Regions from separate parts of the Homo sapiens genome. Here region 2 is linked to region 1. The links are chromatin contacts, found by Hi-C or POLR2A ChIA-PET in ENCODE. All regions are on one chromosome and are shown on one strand. The core of a region is the stretch at or near the end of the contact, and the rest is flanking DNA. Distances in the headings are between cores, read along the strand shown. Region 1 overlaps ST6GALNAC1 (ST6 N-acetylgalactosaminide alpha-2,6-sialyltransferase 1). Region 2 holds the start of ST6GALNAC2 (ST6 N-acetylgalactosaminide alpha-2,6-sialyltransferase 2).

What was found. Hi-C counts contacts between places; a loop is a spot of excess contacts on that map. ChIA-PET counts read pairs that join two places held with the same protein, here RNA polymerase II (POLR2A). Pooled maps may share reads with other maps.
Region 2: a loop to region 1 is called in a map of endothelial cell of umbilical vein, with 2.6 times the contacts of the local background. The contact joins the promoter of ST6GALNAC2 here to the enhancer-like site in region 1. A Hi-C loop is called at or near these places in 14 of 168 maps with a recorded cell type or tissue (CD14-positive monocyte, CD4-positive, alpha-beta T cell, Caco-2 and 9 more), 7 of 37 single-sample maps with no recorded cell type and 12 of 50 pooled maps. POLR2A ChIA-PET finds 5 or more read pairs at or near these places in 16 of 52 experiments (BJ, Caco-2, GM10248 and 13 more).

Annotation. Positions count from the first base shown.
Region 1 is chr17:76,622,733-76,625,432 of GRCh38, forward strand. ST6GALNAC1 (ST6 N-acetylgalactosaminide alpha-2,6-sialyltransferase 1) reads right to left here. Exons shown (of 9, transcript NM_018414.5): 9 at 2,031-2,700. The coding sequence ends at 2,598. Among named protein-coding and RNA genes, the nearest start is that of ST6GALNAC1, 20 kb to the right of the region's middle. Within about 2 kb of position 1,324, at least 2 of the 41 ENCODE cell types and tissues checked have a DNase peak (open chromatin) inside an H3K27ac peak, as active enhancers do; they include endothelial cell of umbilical vein, where a contact is called at or near this core.
Region 2 is chr17:76,584,608-76,587,322 of GRCh38, forward strand. It overlaps ST6GALNAC2 (ST6 N-acetylgalactosaminide alpha-2,6-sialyltransferase 2), which reads right to left and starts at 1,253. Exons shown (of 9, transcript NM_006456.3): 1 at 1,077-1,253. The coding sequence starts at 1,201. RefSeq lists silencers at 1,010-1,349, 1,400-1,689 and enhancers at 1,558-2,239, 2,240-2,715.

The DNA.
Region 1 (2,700 bases), core at 74-2,573:
AATCTTTTTCTTACGTTCTAGTCAAAGAGCTACTCACCCATGAATTCTTAGAACTCTTGTCATTTCTTTTTTTTTTTTTTTGAGACAGTCTTGCTCTATCGCCCAGGCTGGAGTGCAATGTCGCGATCTCTGCTCACTGCAACCTCTGCCTCCTGGGTTCAAGCGATTCTCCTGCCTCAGCCTCCAGAGTAGCTGGGATTACAGGCATGCGCCACCAGGCCTGGCTAATTTTTTGTATTTTTATTAAAGATAGCATTTCACCATATTGGCCAGGCTGGTCTTGAACTCCCGACCTTGTGATCCGCCTGCCTCGGCCTCTGTCATTTCATTTTTTTACATTTAGATCTCTGAACCATCTGGAATTTAATTGTTGATGGGAGTTACAGACCTAGTTTGATTTCTTTCTAAATGACCACCTGGCTGTCTGAGCACCATTAATCACAATGCTTGGGTCTATTTCTGGACCTTCTGTTCCATTTCACTGGTCTGTCTATTCCTGCTTCAGTACCACACTGTTTTAATTATAGAGACTTTATAGTATGTCTGAATATTTGGTAGAGGTAGACCTCTCTCATAGCTTTTCTTTCGCAGGTATTCCTAGCTCTTCTTACATTTTTATCCTTCCGTATGAATGTGTGTATCAGTTTAGGCTCTAGAAAAAATGTTTTGGCATTTTACTAGAATCGCACTAAGTTTATTAATTAACTTGAGGAGAACTGACATATTTATGATATTGAGTCATCTTTTCCAAGAACAAAAGATGACTTGGCTTATTTGGGTCTACTTCTGTGTCTTTCAGGAGTGTTAATGTTTTCCTCATACAGACTTTGTTGCTCTTGTAAATGGGTTTTCTCTACATTACATCCTCTACTTGATTATCATTTATGTTTATGACAGTTACTGATTTCCGTATGCCAATCTTATATCCTGCTAACTTACTATAATATGTAGCCTATTTATCACAGTTTTCCTCTTCTTTTCCAATCCTTATGCCTCTAATTGACCTATCTTTTCTAATTCTATTGGCTTATACTAGCAGAGTGATCTAACCCATCAGTATATTCTACTTTGGACTCGAGTAACACTCGGTGAGGCTCAGTCGTTAAGTTTAGGTAGCCTGAGTTTAAATTTGAGGAGGCCAATATGGGAGTAAGGGGGCTCTCTGCCCATGGCTACTCATTTTCTCTCCTGCTCTGACCTGATGTGATGTCCACCCTGTCAAAGTCGTTGTGACTAGAGCTTTGTGGGGGAAAAGCATTTATTGCTTTTTATTGCTGAAGTAAGGAGCCTGGGGTGCCGCGGAGGACAGGGCGCCGCGAGCAGGGCGCCGAGCTGCCGCCACCTGCCGCCCGGAGCTGGCACTGCACCCTTTTAGTGCAAAGCAAATCCCTGTCCCATTGGTCCCCTCCTTCCCTAACCATGAAATCTAAAGCGAAGCTCCCCTCTCTCCCTTCCACTCTCCTACCGAGGGTCCTTTATTCTATTTATTTATTTATTTGTTTATTTATTTATTATTTTTATTTTTGTTATTTTTTTGAGACGGAGTCTTGCTCTGTCGCCCAGGCTGGAGTGCAGTGGTGTAATCTTGGCTCACTGCAACTCTGCCCCCCAGGTTCAAGTGATTCTCCTGTCTCAGCCTCCCAAGTAGCTGGGATTACAGGCGCCCGCCACCACGCCCGGCTTACTTTTGTATTTTTAGTAGAGACGGGGTTTCACCATGTTGGCCAGGCTGGTCTAGATCTCCTGTCCTCAAGTGATCTGCCTGCCTTGGCCTCCCAAAGTGCTGGGATTACAGGCCACCGTGCCTGGCCACTTTATTCTGTTTAGAGTTGTTAGGGTTGTTCCAGGCTCCAGAGTCCAAATCCTGCAGATAGAGCTCAAAGGGTAAGGTGAACTGAAATGTCTTTGGCTTAGCTCAATTCTCGTCATGGGGGTTTGAAAAAGAAAGCAGGTTAATGGGGAGAATAGAAGAATGAAAGGGACCATGTGCAAAACTGGTCCCTATCCATGGAGTAACAACTAGTTGCATCTTCACTGTAGAAAATTTATTTGCCTTTCCATGGACAACAATCATTTGTATTATTATCAGTTTTCTACAACACGTAGAGTTGTCAAATAGCTTAAAGACAAGGACAAGTATAGACCCTTCTAGAATCAGATAACTCCTAGAAAGGTCTTCTAGACAATCTGTAGTGAAGTTAAGTAATACCTTCAAGATTTCACAACTGTAAACTCGATCTGGAATTCAAACCAGATCTATATGTTTCTGTAAATCCAGGCTCTTTTTTCTGTATCAAGAAGCTTTTGGACTGGAAGAGTGTTTTTCAGCAGGAATTGTGGTATTGGCCACCCATCACCCCATTTAATTAAAAATCCCTGGCCTCAGGACCTACAGCAATGTACTGAAGAACTTCAGAACCTCAATTAGCCATTTGCCATCTTGAGAGAGTCTTGTCCATGGTTCAAGTGTTCCCTTGGAACTCCTGAAGGGCTTGGAGCTTAGTCTGAGCCATGGGAAATGGCCAAAGAGTCTCAAGATTCCCACTGTATCCTGTGCCTTGGAGCAGGCAAGGAGACCATGGCAGCCCTGGCCCCGGTCAGTTCTTGGCTTTGGCAGTTCCGGGACCAGGACGCTGGTACAGCCGGATTATCCCTTCATCGTGTAGCCGCTTCCAGACTTCTCTCTCCAGCTTGAAGTCA
Region 2 (2,715 bases), core at 3-2,502, 38 kb before region 1:
CTGGGACTACAGGCGTTAAGTCACCGTGGCGGGGCAAGCACCCTTTGTTCTAAGAGTGCTGGACTCCTGATCACTGGCAAGCTGTTTCACATTGTTCTGCAACTTTTGGTGTATCCTTTGACAGCATCTGTGGAGACCAGATACTTATTTTGTTTTCATCCCGTTAGCCCCCCAGCAAGGTTGGTAGGGGGTGCGCAGATGGAAAAGCTCCAGGAAGGGAAAGGCTGGGGCTGGAGGCCTCTCCCTGAGGCTGCCGGGCCCTTCCCTCCTCCCAAACCCAGACTTCGCACGGCTTGGTCCGCCTTTCTTAAGCTAAGCGAAATCGTTTTGCGGCTTCTTCAGTCACCGGAACCACCACCTGCTAGAGGCCGGCTCCCAGGTTCTCCTCGTGGGACACCCAGGAAAGTGCCTAGGGAGGAGGAGGGAGTGGAGCGCAGGACGCGGCGCGGGGAGGAGAACGCGGATGGAGCCAGGAGTCACCCCTCTTTCCCTCGGGCGCCCGCCTCTTCGCGGATCGCGCCCGCACTGGGCTTATCCAGACACGGCGAGCGGAAGCCGGGGAGAAGGGAGCGGGCGCGGGGCGGACAGAGACCGCAGCGGGCGGGAAAGGCGACTGGCCGCGGCCCGACGGAGGGTCCCCGCGAAGTTGGAAACCGGAGACTTGGGCCCCTGCCCAAAAAGCAGAATCTGACGTTACCGAGGGAGAGTTCCCGACAAAAAAGGAAGTTTTTATCTGCTTCGGGGACCCAGCCAGATTTCGACAATAGAAAGTGTACTTATCAGGCCGGGGAGGACTTCACCAACAAGGGGCACCGGGGCGGGTCGCCAGTGCACAGGGGCGAGGTCTTCCTTGGACCCAGGCAAAGGCCGCGGGGTCCGGGCAGCGCGAGGTCAAGGCTGGGAGAGGGTTCTGGCGACAAAGGGCCGCGGCCGAGTCCTCGCTGAGAGCTGCCCCAGAGGGGTCCACGCGGAGGTTGGGCTGAGGGCTGCGGGCCGCCGGGGAGCCCTGGGCTGGGGACCCTCCCCGCGCCCTGGTCGCCCCTGCGCCCTCCCGCTCTGCGCTCGGCAGCCCCTACCTGGCTCCGGCCGCTGGCCCCGGGTACCGCTGCACCGCCGAGAAGTACAGGGCAAAGAGGAGCCCCGAGCAGGCAGCCGTGAGCAGGAGCAGCAGCCAGAAGAACGACCCGCGCGGGAGCCCCATACAGCCCCGGCCCGCGAGCGCCCCGTCCGCTGACGTCCCAGGCAGAAGGGAGAGAACCGGGTGGGCCGGGTGGCACTTGCGGAGGCGGCCGTCTTGCCCTGCCCCGCCCTGCCCGCCGGGTGCCTGCGGCGCCTGCCCGCCCGGCAGCTCCCTCTCGGCCCCGGCTGAGTGGCCAGAGGCTGCCGCACCCTCGGGAGCTGGGCGGCGGGTCCCCCGGGGCTGGAGTGTCGTCCCGGCGCCCAGAGCGCGCGCTCCTTTGGCCCTGCCCCCTGCCCGGGGGACTTCGGCAGCGGCCACTCCTGCCACTGCGCTCTCTCCAGAGCCCAGCCCCGGGAGGCCGCCAGTCTCGGGTTGGGCAGGGCGCTTTCCTCGCGCCGTCCGGGGCTAGCTAGGCGCGGGTAGACGCCGCCACCTGCTGCGCTGGCTGCGCTCTGCCCTCTGCGGGCCCGGCACTCGGCCTCTAGACTCTGTGGCGGGTGGGCGGCGGCCGGGAGGAGATGTGCCCGGCTCCCTCCAAAGGACCCTCAGATCTGTCAGTCTGCGGACGCCAGGACAGCTGGGAGGGGGCGGGCAGGGTGGAGGAGCAAAACCCGACAGCTCAGTCTCTGGGCTGGCGGTAGAGGGGGGAAAAGGGGGTGAGGTGGGGAGCTTGCCGTGATGGGTTTCGTGGGGGAGCTAAGGCTGTCAGCGCTTATTTGGTAACCATCCAGGGTGGCCAGTCCCCTCAATCGCATTGAGTTCCTTTCACAGAACGAGGCCAGTCAGAGAGACCACCTGAAATGTTCAGCACAACGGGTTCCCAAACTTATTGGCACCAGGGACTGGTTTCCTGGAAGACAATTTTTCCACGGAGGGGGGTGGGGGTGGGGGGGTTGGGGATGAAACTGTTCCACCTCAGATCATCAGGCATGAGTTAAGATGCTCTCATAAGGAGCCCGCAACCTAGATCCCTGGCATGCGCATTTCACAAAAGGGTTCGCACTCCTTTGAGACTCTAATGCCGAGGCTGATCTGAAGGAGGCGGAGCTCAGGCGGTAATGCTCCTTCCCCCTCCACTCACCTCCTGCTGCGATGCCCTGTTCCTAACAGGTCTCGGACCAGGCTTGGGATTGGGGACCCCTGGTCTAGCAGGCTCCAGCATCAGAAAGGGCTGGGAAGCTCAGCACCCGTGCTCTCTAAGTGGAACACTCCCTGGCAGTGAGTGATGGATGAGATGGGTGTGCTTCAGTGGCCACTGTTCGGCAAGCTGTGACATGCGGCAGGCTGTGACATGCCCCAGACTCCCAACTGTCAGCAGGCTGCAAGGATGAGAGGGACCTAGGCTACCGTGTCACGGGCCTTTGGCTCTAATCTGTTCTTCATGTATCCGAGGAAGTCTGGGTGCAGCAACAGGTACCTGTCTGATTGCAAGGCTTCCCGAAAACCTCCCAGGGCCTGGGCCTGTGGTCAGGAATGGCCATTCAGTCCATCCAGTCTCAGTACTCCTACCAAGTCAGGGTCACTGGAGGTCACTC